2 separate regions of the Homo sapiens genome follow, and region 2 is linked to region 1. The links are chromatin contacts, found by Hi-C or POLR2A ChIA-PET in ENCODE. All regions are on one chromosome and are shown on one strand. Each heading gives the region's core, a stretch centred on a gene start or an enhancer-like site at or near the end of the contact. The rest is flanking DNA. Distances are from core to core; before and after follow the strand shown.

Region 1 (6,676 bases), core at 2,972-5,471:
GAGTTCAAGACCAGCCTGGCCAACATGGTGAAACCCCATCTCTACTAAAAGTACAAAAATTAGCTGGGCATGGTGGTGCATGCCTGTAGTCCCAGCTACTCTGGAGGCTGAGGCAGGAGAATTGCTTGAATTTGGGAGGCGGAGGATCGTGCCACTGCACTCCATCTTGGGCGACAGAGCAAGACTCTGTCTCAAAAAATGAAAAAAAAAAAAAGAATATTGTGTCCATTTATTTCAGGATCTCTCATATTCCAGGCAGAAATAGGAACTCTTCGTTTAGAAGACAAATGTTGAGAGTGAAGGGGAAAAGAATCAACAAAAACTGTAGAAGTTGATTTTACATCTGGCAAATGATGGCTACTTGGAAATTTTGGGAAACATCTTTGATGCTATTGTAATAAAATCTGAATAGCTATTTATTATATACATTAATTATGTTTATGATGACAGATGAGGGTAAAGTTAAAAAAAAAAAAACTCACCAGAATATCAAAGTTTGGTTTGTTTAACCGTATACCTTATTTTATTAGAAGGAATTAGTGATGTGAAGGTTATTCTCATCTATTCTTTTACTTGCAGAGAGGTGTCTGATTTGATTGCCTACGTAGCAGACCTTCATTTCAACAAAAGAAAACTTGAGGAAGAAAATAATAAGTTTAAGTTGGCTTTAGAAACCCTGGAAGAAACTAACAGCCAGTTATCAGAGGACTGTACCGAATTGCGCCTTCAGGTAAAAAGGTGAGCCACAGTGGGGTCCAGTGTGCGGGGAACTTTCATTTCTTTTTTCTTTTTTTAAAAAACCTTTTAAATATTGAGAGTCACACAGCATAAAATTCATTCTCTTAAAGTATACAATTCAGTGTTTTTAGAGTATATTCTCTGGCTGGGCATGGTGACTCATGCCTGTAATCCCAGCACTTTGGGAGACCAAGGCAAGTGAATCACTTGAGATCAAAAGTTTGAGACCAGCCTGGCCAACATGGTGAAACTCCATCCCTACTGAAAATACAAACATTAGCTGGGCATGGTGGCACGAGCCTGTAATTCCAGCTATTCTGCAGGCTGAGGCAAGAAAATCGCTTGAATCTGGGAGGCAGAAGTTGCAGTAAGCCAAGATCGTGCCACTGCATTCCAGCTTAGGTGATAGAGCAAGACTCTGTCTCAAAAAAAAAACCAACAAAAAAAAAACTTGAGTATATTCTCAAGGTTGTGCAATTATCACCATTATCCAATTCCAGGATATTTTCACCACTCCAAAAAGAAACTCCATACTTACCAGCAGGCATGCTCCATTTCCTCTCTTCTTAGACCCTGGAAACCTCTATTCTACTTTCTGTCTCTGTAGATTAGCCTATTCTGGGCATTACATATAAATGGAATCATACAATATGTGAACTTTGGTGTGTAGCTTATTTCACTTAGCATAATGTTTTTAAGGTTCATCCATGTTGTAGCGTGTATTTCTACCTCATTTCTTTTTGGCTGAATAATATTCAGTTGCATAGATATATCAGATTTTGTTTATCCATTCTTCAGATGATGGACATTTGGAGTGTTTCCACTCTTTGGCTATTAGGAATAATGCTGCCATGAACATTTGTGCAGGAGTTTTTGAGTGGAAATGTTTCTTTCTTTCTTCTTTTTTTTTTTTTTTTTTTTGGAGACAGGGTGTCACTTTGACACCCAGGCTGTAGTGCAGCGGCACGATCTCAGCTCACTGCATGCAACCTCCGTCTCCTAGGCTCAAGTGATCTTCTGGCCTCACCCCCCACCCCTCAAGTAGCTGGGACTACTGGTGCATGCCACCATGCCTGACTAATTTTTGTGTTTTTGTAGAGACAAGGTCTTGCCATGTTGCCCAGGTTGGTCTACAATGCCTGGTCTCAAGCAATCTGCTCACCTCATCCTCCCAAAGTGCTGGGATTACAGGAGGGGGAGCCACTGTGCCCAGTCATATGTTTCACTAAAGCATTCTCATCCTCAAAATCTTTGACCTTGTCCAGTCCAGTCTCCAAACTAATCTTTAAAAAAATTGCTTACCTCAAGTCCTCTTCATTTCACAATTGGCTTATTTATTATTTAACTGAAATATAAAAATTCAAAGTTTCTTTAACAAAACTGCTTTGGATGAATATGTTGGTCAGGATTTTTGGTTGCAAGCACTGGAATCTAACTCTGGTTTAATAAGCAGTCAAGAAATATATCAGAAAGGAATTAAGTAACTCACATAATGGACAGAAAGGCTGGAGAATCCAGATGGGCAATCAGAATGCCACTGTCTACAAAATTAAGCCACGTGTCTTTCTCTTTTCTCCTTCCCCTAATCCTTTCTGAAGACTGTCTGTTTCCTTTGGGTTCCCGCAACCTAGTTTTGATATTGTCCAATTGTCCCATCATAGTGTAATTTGTTTTCTGTATTAACCATTGAGGTGGGAGGGTTCCCTTGACTGCCTCGTGGGACTTGCAACCGGGATGGCTTGTTGGCTCAGCTGCCATGCTCAAACCCCTTGCAGGAGGGGGAGCATGCAGGTGAGCAGGTGTAGGAGCTGGGGTGAGTGCCTTTAGGTGCCAGGAGGAACAAACCCCATACCAGCCTGTGGCAGCATCTAGGGGTTGCCCACAACCTCTGGAGCCCCAGAGGGCATGTGTTACAAGCAATACTCTTTTAGCATTTGCCATCTATGGACAGCTAAGAGTTAAACTAGCTCAGTGGAGGATCAGGGTGACAGCCTTTTACACCCTACCCTCTTGGTACCCAGGTTCTTGTCCAACATCCAGGAAGAATCAGGTCACACAAACTTGAAGGATGGTGAATGTGGAGATTGTATCGAGTGGTGGAAGTGGCTCTCAGCAGGATGGGGAGCTGGAAAGGGGATGGTGTGGAAAGATAATCTTCCCCTGGAGTTTAGCTGTCCCAGCCAAACTCCTCTCTGACAGTCCCTGGCCAAACTTCTCTCTGACCTTAGTCTCTGATGTCCAGCTGCCTCTTCTCCTCTTGATGTTCAGAGCTTCTTCTCTTCTCTCCTTCTCTTCCACACTGCTCTGCTCCTCTGCCAGTGGAGCTTGGAGTTTTTGTGGGTACAGGATAGGGGGCATGGTGGGTCAAAAGGCAGCATTCAGGTGGGAAATCAGGGATGCGAAGTTCTCATTTAAGGCCATGGGTCCAGGTTTGAGGGTGGAACCCTTGCCAGGAACCCTGCCCTTTTCTACCTAGTGTTTCCCTGCCTCCTGTTTATATCACTGTGACCTCCTTGATGGGAGGAACTATGTCATATTCATCCTGTTTAGCCTAGTGCTTAGTAGAATACCTACTGTAGAACAGCACTACTTTCCTTCTAGTTACCTAAAAGCCAGAAACCCTTATTTCTTTTGATTCTTATCATACTGTATTGTCAGTATGATTGTCTGTTTACCCCACTAGGCTATAAACTCCAGATGAGTAGAATTCTCCGGATTCAGTCATTCTTCCCTTCTTCAATGCCTAGCACAGTGCCTGGGACAGGTTCAGCACTCAATTAGTATTTGTTAAATGATCAATGTAATTTCTTAGGAAAAAAATTGTATCTCCTTTGAAGGCTTTGTTCCTAAGGGAACAGTCTATAATCTAACGGGAGCTACAGGTAGGTAACTTCATGATATGGATTACCATAATTCATTTAATCAGTTTCCTGTTGGTGGATGTTTAGGTTTTTTTTCCAATGCTTTGTTATAATCAACAGTATGATAAACTTCTTTATAGAATATGTCATATAGAGACTTGGTAATTATTTATTTGTTTAGTTGTCATCTCCCTCCATAGTATGTAAGCTCTATAAGGCCAAGGACCATGTCCCTTTTGTTCACCATTGTAGCCTGCATTGTAGAGCACCTAGAACATGGTATTATTCAATTAATATTTGTGGAACTGCATTAACTAACATTACATCTTCTTAGTAGGGGGAAAGAACCAGGTAATTCAGCCAGTGATGATTTTCAAAGGGATCCTCTAAATCTTTAGCTTCAGGAATACATTTGTCTGTTTTCCCCATAGTCTCCATTCCCCACTCCCCATTTTCTCCAAATTCCTTCCTTTTCCAAGGACTGAAAGATCATGGGTATATTTTTACTATGCGGGCATCTGGTTTAAGCCTTTAGTGGTTTTCAACTTGGGTCCAAAATAGTCCTTGGCTGTTCTTAGTGTCTTTGACGGTTATATTTGAGGTTTTGCTCATGGCCTTCTCCCCCCACCCCCACAGTGCCCACCAGGCTATTATGAGAACAAATCTGTTAAAAGAAGAACTGGAGGAACTGAAACTTAGTATGAATGCTTCAGAAGAGCAGAAGAGCATGATTGTAGCCCAGAGCAAACAATTAGTAAGTCATCTATTATAGTACTTTGAATTTGGCGTATAATTTACATAACTGAAATATACAAGAGGACTTATCCGGTGGAACATCAGAAGTCAATATCCTGATGAATGAATTGGTAACACTTTAGAAAAGTAAAGGCAGGTAGGATTTTTTTAAATCTGTGTTTTCCTTTTCTTTCTTTCTTTTCTTTTTTTTTTTTTCTTTTTTTCTTTTTTTTTGAGACAGGATCTTGCTTTGTTGCCCAGGCTGGAGTGCAGTGGCAGGATCGTGGCTCACTCCAGCCTCGACCTCCCAGGCTCAAGCGATCCTCTCACTTCAGCTTCCCAAAGTGTTGGGATTATAGGCATGAGCCACTGTGCTTGGCCTCCTTTTCAATCAAGATTTAAATTTTTTACATATTTCTCAGTCACATTCACAATAGTTTCTGAAAACCCAGAAAATATCTGGAATGCCTCCTAAAGTCGATAGGAGAATTCAAAAATATCTGATACTAAAAACCACTTGAATTAAAAAAAATCTGTGAAACTTTCACCTTTTTTCTCAGATTTAAAAAAAAACAGTTATCTCAGTACTTGCAGGTTACTGAGAAGCTCCATAAATCATTCCTTATGCTAAATAAGCACAGGCTTATAATTTCAGAGCAAAAGAGTCATTTAGACTAAACTTTAAGTCAGATGCCAGAGAAGTGATCATTTTTATTGAGAAGGTTCAACTGTTGTATAAAGAATTAGTAATAGTCTTCAAAATCCTGATAGATGCCAGCAGTACTCTAGTATCATTAACTATGGTAAGGAGTGGCTGAAAGTCATTCCGACTAATTTGTTTCAGGTATCAGTTGCAAAACTGTTTTTAGAGTCTCTAAATCTTGGAGAGACTTGGTTCCAGCCCTGTGGCAGTCCCTTATGACCTCCCACAAACAAAATAACTTTGTTTAGCTTAGCTCTTGCCTCAGTAGTAAAATATGGGGACTAGATCATTGAATGCCAGGTCTTTTGTGACCCTGCAAGTCTATATGGATGCATTATAGGAAAGACTCAATCTGGGACCACTAAGGAGCTTCTAACTGAAGGCAATGGAGAGAACTGGTCAAGAGCCCACGCTTGGGAGTCAGACTGCCTTCCTTCAAGCTCCGGCTCCAAGGGCTGTGTGACTTTAGCCCTGCCACATAGTCACTCTAAGCCCGTGGGTCCTCCTAGATAAAATGGAGATAACAATACTACTTACCCTAGGGCTGGGAGGGATAAATGAGCTAGCGCATGTAAAGCATTCAATGTCCTTTCTTTCCTGTTAGGAATTGGTAATGTTAAATTGCTATTGATTAAAGTGCAGAATTTTGGCCTGCACTTTGGGAGGCTGAGGCGGGTGGGTCACTTGAGGTCAGGAGTTCAAGACAAGCTTGGCCAACATGGTGAAACCCCATCTCAACTAAAAATATAGAAATTAGCCAGGCGTGGTGACACACACTTGTAATCCCAGCTACTTGGGAGGCTGAGGTGGGAGGATTGCTTGAACCTAGGAGGTGGAGGCTGCAGTGAGCCAAGATTGCACCACTGCATTCCAGCCTGGGTGTCTGAGACTTGGTCTCAAAAAATAAATAAATAAATAAAAATAAAGTTCAGAGTCCTAGATACGGAATCCTAATCATTTGCATTTTGTAGTGTTTTATAATTTTAAAAGATTTAGTTGATACTTCATCTCATAGGTAATAACAGAAAATCTGTAAGGTAGAAACAGAAGTTGCTATATTTTTGTGTACTAAAAAATGTAATAGAGCAATAAAGTCCAGAGGAAGTTTTTAATTGTTCAAAGTCAATTGTCTAATAAATGATAGAGCTAAATTAACCATTCTATGGTATATATGTACTTTAGAACATCATGTTATACATGGTAAAAGCACATGATGTTATTTATCTGTCAATTTTTTAAAAAATGGTAGGGCCACCGGGCGTGGTGGCTCACGCCTGTAATCCCAGTACTTTGGGAGGCTGAGGTGGGCAGATCACCTGGGGTCAGGAGTTCGAGGCCAGCCTGGCCAACATGGTGAAACCCTGTCTCTACTAAAAATACAAAAAGTAGCCAGGTGTGGTGGCAAGTGCCTGTAAGTCTGGCTACTCGGGAGGCTGAGGCAGGAGAATCACTTGAACCCGGGAGGTGGAGGTTGCAGTGAACCGAGATCGCACTATTGTACCCCAGCCTGGGCAACAAGAGCGAGACTTCGTCTCAAAAAAAAAAAAAAAAAAAGAAAAAGTAGGGCCAGAATTGAACTCAGGTATTCAGATTTTAAGTACATGGATGGGGAGCAGGTGTTTATTATTGTGTCAATGAA
Region 2 (6,676 bases), core at 2,228-4,727, 180 kb before region 1:
AGCAGTTGGGTCTTGTCTACTTCAGGGTTTTGTAGAATTATTTATAGCACATTTCATCTATTTTGAAAGTCTTTTCCAGAGAAACCATGCTGGTATGCTCCTAGATAACGTGTGTGTTTCTAAACATTTGTCCTATTACTACTAGTACTCTTTGACCACAGTAAGCTCAAAGCCTTTTCATGTTCTTTGGAGACCATTTTAACACCTGGGTCAAAAGTTCCATCCAAGAACCTTTACCAGACACCCAATTCATTCAATAATTTGTCTTGAATACATTACGTCATTTCCAAAACCAAACCTTTTTAAATTTTATTTTATTTATTTATTTATTTATTTATTTATTTATTTATTTATTTAATTTACTTTTAGAGACATGGTCTCACCCTGTATTCAGGCTGTAGTGCAGTGGCTTGATCATAGCTCACTGCGACCTTGACCTCCAGATCTTATGCCATCCTCCCACCTCAGCCCCTCCAAGTAGCTGGGACTACAGGCATGTACCACCATGTTCAGCTAATGTTTTTGATTTTTTTGTAGATTCGGGGTCTCACTATGTTGCCCAGGCTGGTCTCGAATTCCTGGGCTTAAGTGATCCTCCTGCCTTGGCCTCCCAAAATGCTAGAATTATAGGCATGAACCACTGCACCCGGTCCACCAAATTGTTTAATATGCTTGCCTGTGTCACACGAATTTGAAAGTCTACTGAAAACAACTTTACATTTGCTTGCATGTTCTGATTTTAAAATAGGCATGTATATGAATTTTGGAGGATGGGGGTAGGACAGAGAGAAAAAGAAGGCAGTCAAACCAATAATGTTATATTAGTAAACATTTATATGTCAGTGAAATTATTTCATTTCTACGGCAAGCATGGTTACACTGGTATAAATAAAGGAAAGGAAGAAGTATCATTGCCATTTGGAAGCAACACAGACTTGGGAAGTTAAGGAATGTCTGGATGGAAGCACATCAGGTATGAACCAGACAAAAGTTGGTGGGAGATACCTGGTAGACTGAGACTACTACTAGAATACTTCTCCACTATGACATCTTGCTAAACTGGTTTCTCTCTGCCCTTGCTATCAACAATACTTATTTTAATAGTCTTGCCAAGAAAGCCCTTCTAGAAGAATACTTTTCATTCACGTTAGAATTTAAAGATTAGATAACATTGGTTGGAACCACAGGATATTATTTCAACACTAGGCTGGGCTTATTTTGATTATTTTTTATTTCAGGCTTACAAAAGTTGTTCATATCAAAGGCACCCACCCACTGATGTGCCAGGTCCAGAATGCACCGCCTTGTCACTCCTGGAAGAATGATGCCATCTAGTGGAGGAGTTGCCAGTTCTTCTTCTGTCAATCAGAAATTGGGACATTTTCAAACTTTCACTACATTAGGCATGCCTTATTATCAATAGCCATTTTTTTAAAAAACCATCACAATTTTGCTAGCAACAAACATAAAGAAAATTTTACTGTTCTGCATGATCAAATTTCCCAAATCAGTTCACACTTCAGGTAGACCCTTATTTAAAAAAAGAAGAAAGAAGGAAGGAAGGAAAGAAGGAAGGAAGGAAAGAAGGAAGGAAGGAAGGAGAGAGAGAGAAAGAAAGGAAGGAAGGAAGGAAAGAGAAAGAGAAAGAAAGAAAGAAAGAAAAGAAAGAGAGAAAGAAAGAAAGAAAGAAAGAAAGAAAGAAAGAAAGAAAGAAAGAAAAGAGAAAGAAAGAAAGAGAGAGAGGGAGGGAGGGAGGAAGGAACGAAGGAAGGAAGAAAGAAAAAAGAAAGAAAGAAAGAAAAAAGAAAAGAAAAGAAAGAGAGAAGGAAAGAAAGAGAGAGGGAGGGAGGGAGGGAGAAAGGAAGGAAGAAAGAGAAGGAAGGGAGGAAGGGGGGAGGGAAGGAAGGAAAGTTATCTAATCATCTTCAGTTTACCCTTAACCAGTAAAATAATGAGATGGTTTTCCACCAACAAACAGTAAGAGTTATTGCATGGTCTTAAGAGGAATATTCTGAAGTGAAAATTTACCTTAGCAGATGAAAGGTGGTTACTAATTAGAATAATGTAGATAGGGTCTTACTCAGAAAAACTGGTCATTACCAAACCTTCTAAGAATGCTATGGAGGAGGCTATCCCCAAGAAGTGTGCGTGCCTACTCAGGCTGGTCACTGCTTCCACGCTGCCCTTGGAAAGTCTAATTTTTTTTTTTTTTTTTTTTTTTTAGGTTACCCAGGCTGGAGTGCAGTGGCACCATCTCAGCTCACTGCACCCTCTGCCTCCCAGGGTCAAGTGATTCTCCTGCCTCAGCCTCCTGAGTAGCTGGGATTACAGGTACGCGCCACCACGCCTGGCTAATTTTTGTATTTTTAGTAGAGACGGGGTTTCACCATGTTGGTCAGGCTGGTCTCGAACTCCTGAGCTCAGATGATCTGCCCACTTCGGCCTCCCAAAGTGCTGAGATTACAGATGTGAGCCACCGCACCCAGCCTAAGAGTCTATCTTTAGTGATTTTCAAACCTGGTGGAGCATCAGCAACAAGTATGGAGATGCTGCCTTTGCTCTCTGAGATTCAAATGTAATGGGCTTATCAGAGTGAGCTCAAGCACGTGTACGGTTAAAAAAGAAGACATTCAAGAAACAAAACTCCAAAGCTGAGCTACTGCTCTACTGTGAGATGACTGCAGACATCCCTAACTACTGTGAGGTCTAGTAGGACAATTGTTCACAGGCATCATGCATGATCCATCAGCTGCACAAGCTCTCCTTACAGTACCCTCTGGCACTCAGCATCTCCCTTTCCTCCCCACTTCTGACACCCAGGAGTCTGAATCTAGTGAGTCCTGACACTGAGGCCACCACCCTCTCCCTCAATACATGGTGGTTCTAGGCTCGCCCACTCCACTGGGGTTACATCAGACATGCCCAACAATCAAGCTCTATCTGGAATACCAAACTCTATCTTCATCCTTCTATCCTCAAAACTGGGCATTGTGCCTAGCCCAGAGTGTATATAATAAATGTTTTTGAGTAAAAAATAAACGAATAAGTTATCTTTGCTAGGATACAGCAGTATGGCTTTTTTGAATTTTGTTTCTGAAAATCATCTGCTGAAAATTGCTTTCTGGAAAGGAGAAAATTTGTTCTTGGCAATGTTCTTAGGGCTACTCTTTGTCATGTTTAGAAGTGTTGATGATCTCAAAATAAACATGTGTTTTGCAATAGCTAGCCAACTAGATACATAAATGTATGGATCTATTTGTGTGTGTATATATATGTACACACACACACACACTTCCAGTGCCCCCAAACCGGACCTTTCCTAAAGCTTGCTGAGCCCTGAGACTACATGAAGTTAAATGAAAACAGCAGCCCCGCATGTGCAAGTGCTGTTTTGTGAAACATGTTTAACACCCAGAACTGTAACCACTAGCCTGAGGTCAAGGAACAGAACATCTGCTTCTCTGGTTGCCAGACAGAGATGATGACATGACAACATTTGGGTGAGAAATATTCATTTTCCTCTGCAACCACAAACATACTTACAAGAGCCAGAAATCACTCCAGATTGCCCAACATGAGGAAAACAGAACCTACAAATGCAGCTTGTTTTTGACAAAGAAGTCATTTTTAGGAGATGAGGAATTTAGAAGCAATAACAGCAGGATTCATCTGTGACTTCCCAAAGTCAAACACTAATGGAAACCAGGAATGTAGGTCTGCATAAGTGCCCTAAACACCATCAGCACAATTAGCCATTTATTCTACAAATACATATTGAGTGCTGTTTACCGTTTTAAGCTCTATGAATACAGCAGTGAACAAAACTGACATATCTCCCTGCTTACTTTCTAATAGACACAGGTAAACATTTATTGTGTTGATAGTATGTTAGACTACACAGGGGGAAACAAAGAAGGAAAAGCAATGGAGAATGCTGGAATGCTGAGGAGAAATGGGAAATGGAGTTTATGATTTTGATTAAGAGCTCAAGGAAAGCCAGACTGAGAATGGGATTTGTAAGCAAAGATTTGGAGGATGTCAAAGAGCAAGCGGTACAGACATCTGAGGAAGAGTGCTCCAAGTCGAGTCCGTATACACGCCTGACGTGTCCGAGAAGACTCATGATGTGGCCTGAGCAATACCGAGATTCACTGCTGTGGTTGTTTTCCCAAAGTGACTGTGAACTCAACCACAAGGCCTGGGTCTTATTTTTCAGGGTATCTCCAGGGTCCAGGATATGATACAATGCTTTGTTCAAATGGTGAATAGCAAGCGTATGGGTTAAATTACTCATCAACAGAGTGATGATGTGTGATCTTGCCACCATGGGTGCTGTTACTGAAATCAAAACTCCCATGAGTTACAAGCTGAGTGCCACACATAGTGACTGTGCACAGCACTGTGCTTTGAACACACACTATCCACCACCCCATCCACCTTCCTGCACCAGCCATCTCAACCAACAGGAGCAGTGTGTGTGGGCGCTCATGAAAAGACGGCAGGCTATTACCGAAAGAACTCTGTTTATACCTCCTATCGGTAACGTTTGTGAAAATCAGTATTGTGCTGATTTTCAACTCGTTTGTTCATTGTATTTTCTTAAAATCATATGATATAAATCAAAGTTACTTCAGAATTGCATGTCTTTTTTTTTAGCCCAAAGGTTTTTCCTAACATTCTATTTACTTCAAATATATATTCTATTTCCTTTCTCCTTATTCTGAATTTTATTTGTTCTGTTAGATGAACATCCCCAAAGTGAAGGAGTATATTAAAACTAAAGTTATCCCAGGCAACCATAATCTGAATAGTAACTAACAGTCTTAAGGTCTTGTATATTTTGCAAGAGGCAGAAGACAAACTCACTCATTTCTATTCTGACCTTTAAAAGCCATGGTGGAAATGTTTCATGATTATTGTTTGGATAAAGAACAATTTTCCACCAGGACAGTTTCTGGTGTTTCTGGTTAAATCATGTAGCTCTGATTCAGAGTGTACTTAAATTCTGACATCTCCCATCCATAAAAATAATGATGGTACCACCTCTGAATGATGTAACTGTTTTTGTTTTGAGCTGTGTGGTTTTTTGGTGGAGTTTGGGGTGGGGGTAAGAGTGGGCAGATGGGAAGAAGGGTTGAATCGGCCTATTATCTTCTAAGTGCAGAGGTCAACACTGGCTACAATCTTCCAAGTGTAGCTTTTGTTATATGTCACATACAGTAACTCAAATTTATAAATCATAAATATTCCTGTATAAATTTTATTTTCAAACAGTGCCAAGTACAAACAGCAGGAATGGAAGGATGAGAATGATCTGTATCTGGTTTTTCATATGCCAAGGACTACCAATGGCCAAGCCCAGGACAAGGCTTACTCACCATATCTTCTGTTTATTCTACCTCTGACTGCAGTATAAGACTCATCTTGTTAGTCTCTGCAACTAACACTAAAATTAGTACTTAGCTCTGAATTCAGCCACATCTAAATTACCATTTTCCTCTTTTTGTAGCCAAATAACATTAGAGCAAGAGAGGCTACTGTAGCTACTTTCAAATATAAACTGCATTTTAAAAAATTTAATTGAAACTACTAACACTGAGACTTCATAAGTATTTGGAAACATCATTTATATTTCTAGTCTCTATAATTACTACTGTGAAATGAACAACCTAAGAATGTAAACAAGTCTAAAAATACGCTTCTAAATTTGGTATGATTATCAAAATTCTAATAGAAATAAATGCCTGTTTTTCTCCCACCGTTGGCCATTTAATTCAATATCATACACGTTGCCAACACTTCACTGAACCCCTATGGTCTCTGCCAACTAATAAAAAAAAACAGCAAAGAAAAGTAATGAGTACTCAGGATATTAAAGATAATAGAGAAATATTGATATCTATAGTGGATATATGAAATTGTCTTGAATGAACCAGGATCTAGTTACAATCCCAAGATACATTGATTTATCTTTTAAAATGGTGCTCTTTAATCAGATTGAGTTCTAGAGTAAATTTGGAGAGATTGTGATACATTTTCAAAATATGTAGAAAAGGCAACAATTGTTAAAACAATTACAGCCAGAGAGTACACAAAATCCTTCCAGTAGAATCAGTACACTGCATTTATTACTCTAGCATTTTATATACGGTATATGGTGAATGACCATTGACCTGATCTGAGACCTGTGTCTCAATGCAAGGTGTTCAGATAGGAAAATTGTTGGGGAACTGCAGAAGGGATAAGGAAGCAAATCTTCCAATCATGGTAACTTAAATCCCTTAATGTGACATCTCAGTATCTCAATAATCAGTACATCTAGAGCCAGAAAAACAAAAAACGAAAAACAAAAAACCTCTAGAGCTTCTTTAAATCGAAACTCGGCCGGGTGCAGTGGCTCACACCTGTAATCCCAGCACTTTGGGAGGCCAAGGCCGGTGGATCACCTGAGGTCAGGAGTTCAAGACCAGCCTGACCAACATGGTGAAACCCTATCTCTACTAAAAAAAAAAATACAAAAATTAGCTGGGCATGGTGGCAGGCTCCTGCAATCCCAGCTACTCGGGAGGCTGAGGCAGGAGAATTGCTTGAACCAGGGTGCAGTGAGCTGAGATCACACCATTGCACTGCAGCCTGGGTGACATAGTGAGACTCCACCTCTTTAAAAAAGAAAGAA

What was found. Hi-C counts contacts between places; a loop is a spot of excess contacts on that map. ChIA-PET counts read pairs that join two places held with the same protein, here RNA polymerase II (POLR2A). Pooled maps may share reads with other maps.
Region 2: a loop to region 1 is called in a map with no recorded cell type, with 8 times the contacts of the local background. The contact joins two enhancer-like sites. A Hi-C loop is called at or near these places in 3 of 37 single-sample maps with no recorded cell type and 3 of 50 pooled maps. POLR2A ChIA-PET finds 5 or more read pairs at or near these places in 1 of 52 experiments (WTC11).

The regions. Positions count from the first base shown.
Region 1 is chr12:25,016,555-25,023,230 of GRCh38, forward strand. It overlaps a transcript of IRAG2 not described here. Among named protein-coding and RNA genes, the nearest start is that of LINC02909, 22 kb to the left of the region's middle. Within about 2 kb of position 4,222, at least 3 of the 41 ENCODE cell types and tissues checked have a DNase peak (open chromatin) inside an H3K27ac peak, as active enhancers do.
Region 2 is chr12:24,835,239-24,841,914 of GRCh38, forward strand. It overlaps BCAT1 (branched chain amino acid transaminase 1), which reads right to left. Exons shown (of 11, transcript NM_005504.7): 8 at 1,273-1,358. It overlaps BCAT1-AS1 (BCAT1 antisense RNA 1), which reads left to right. Exons shown (of 4, transcript XR_007063245.1): 4 at 1,239-1,317. Among named protein-coding and RNA genes, the nearest start is that of BCAT1-AS1, 19 kb to the left of the region's middle. RefSeq lists a silencer at 4,374-4,563. Within about 2 kb of position 3,478, at least 7 of the 41 ENCODE cell types and tissues checked have a DNase peak (open chromatin) inside an H3K27ac peak, as active enhancers do.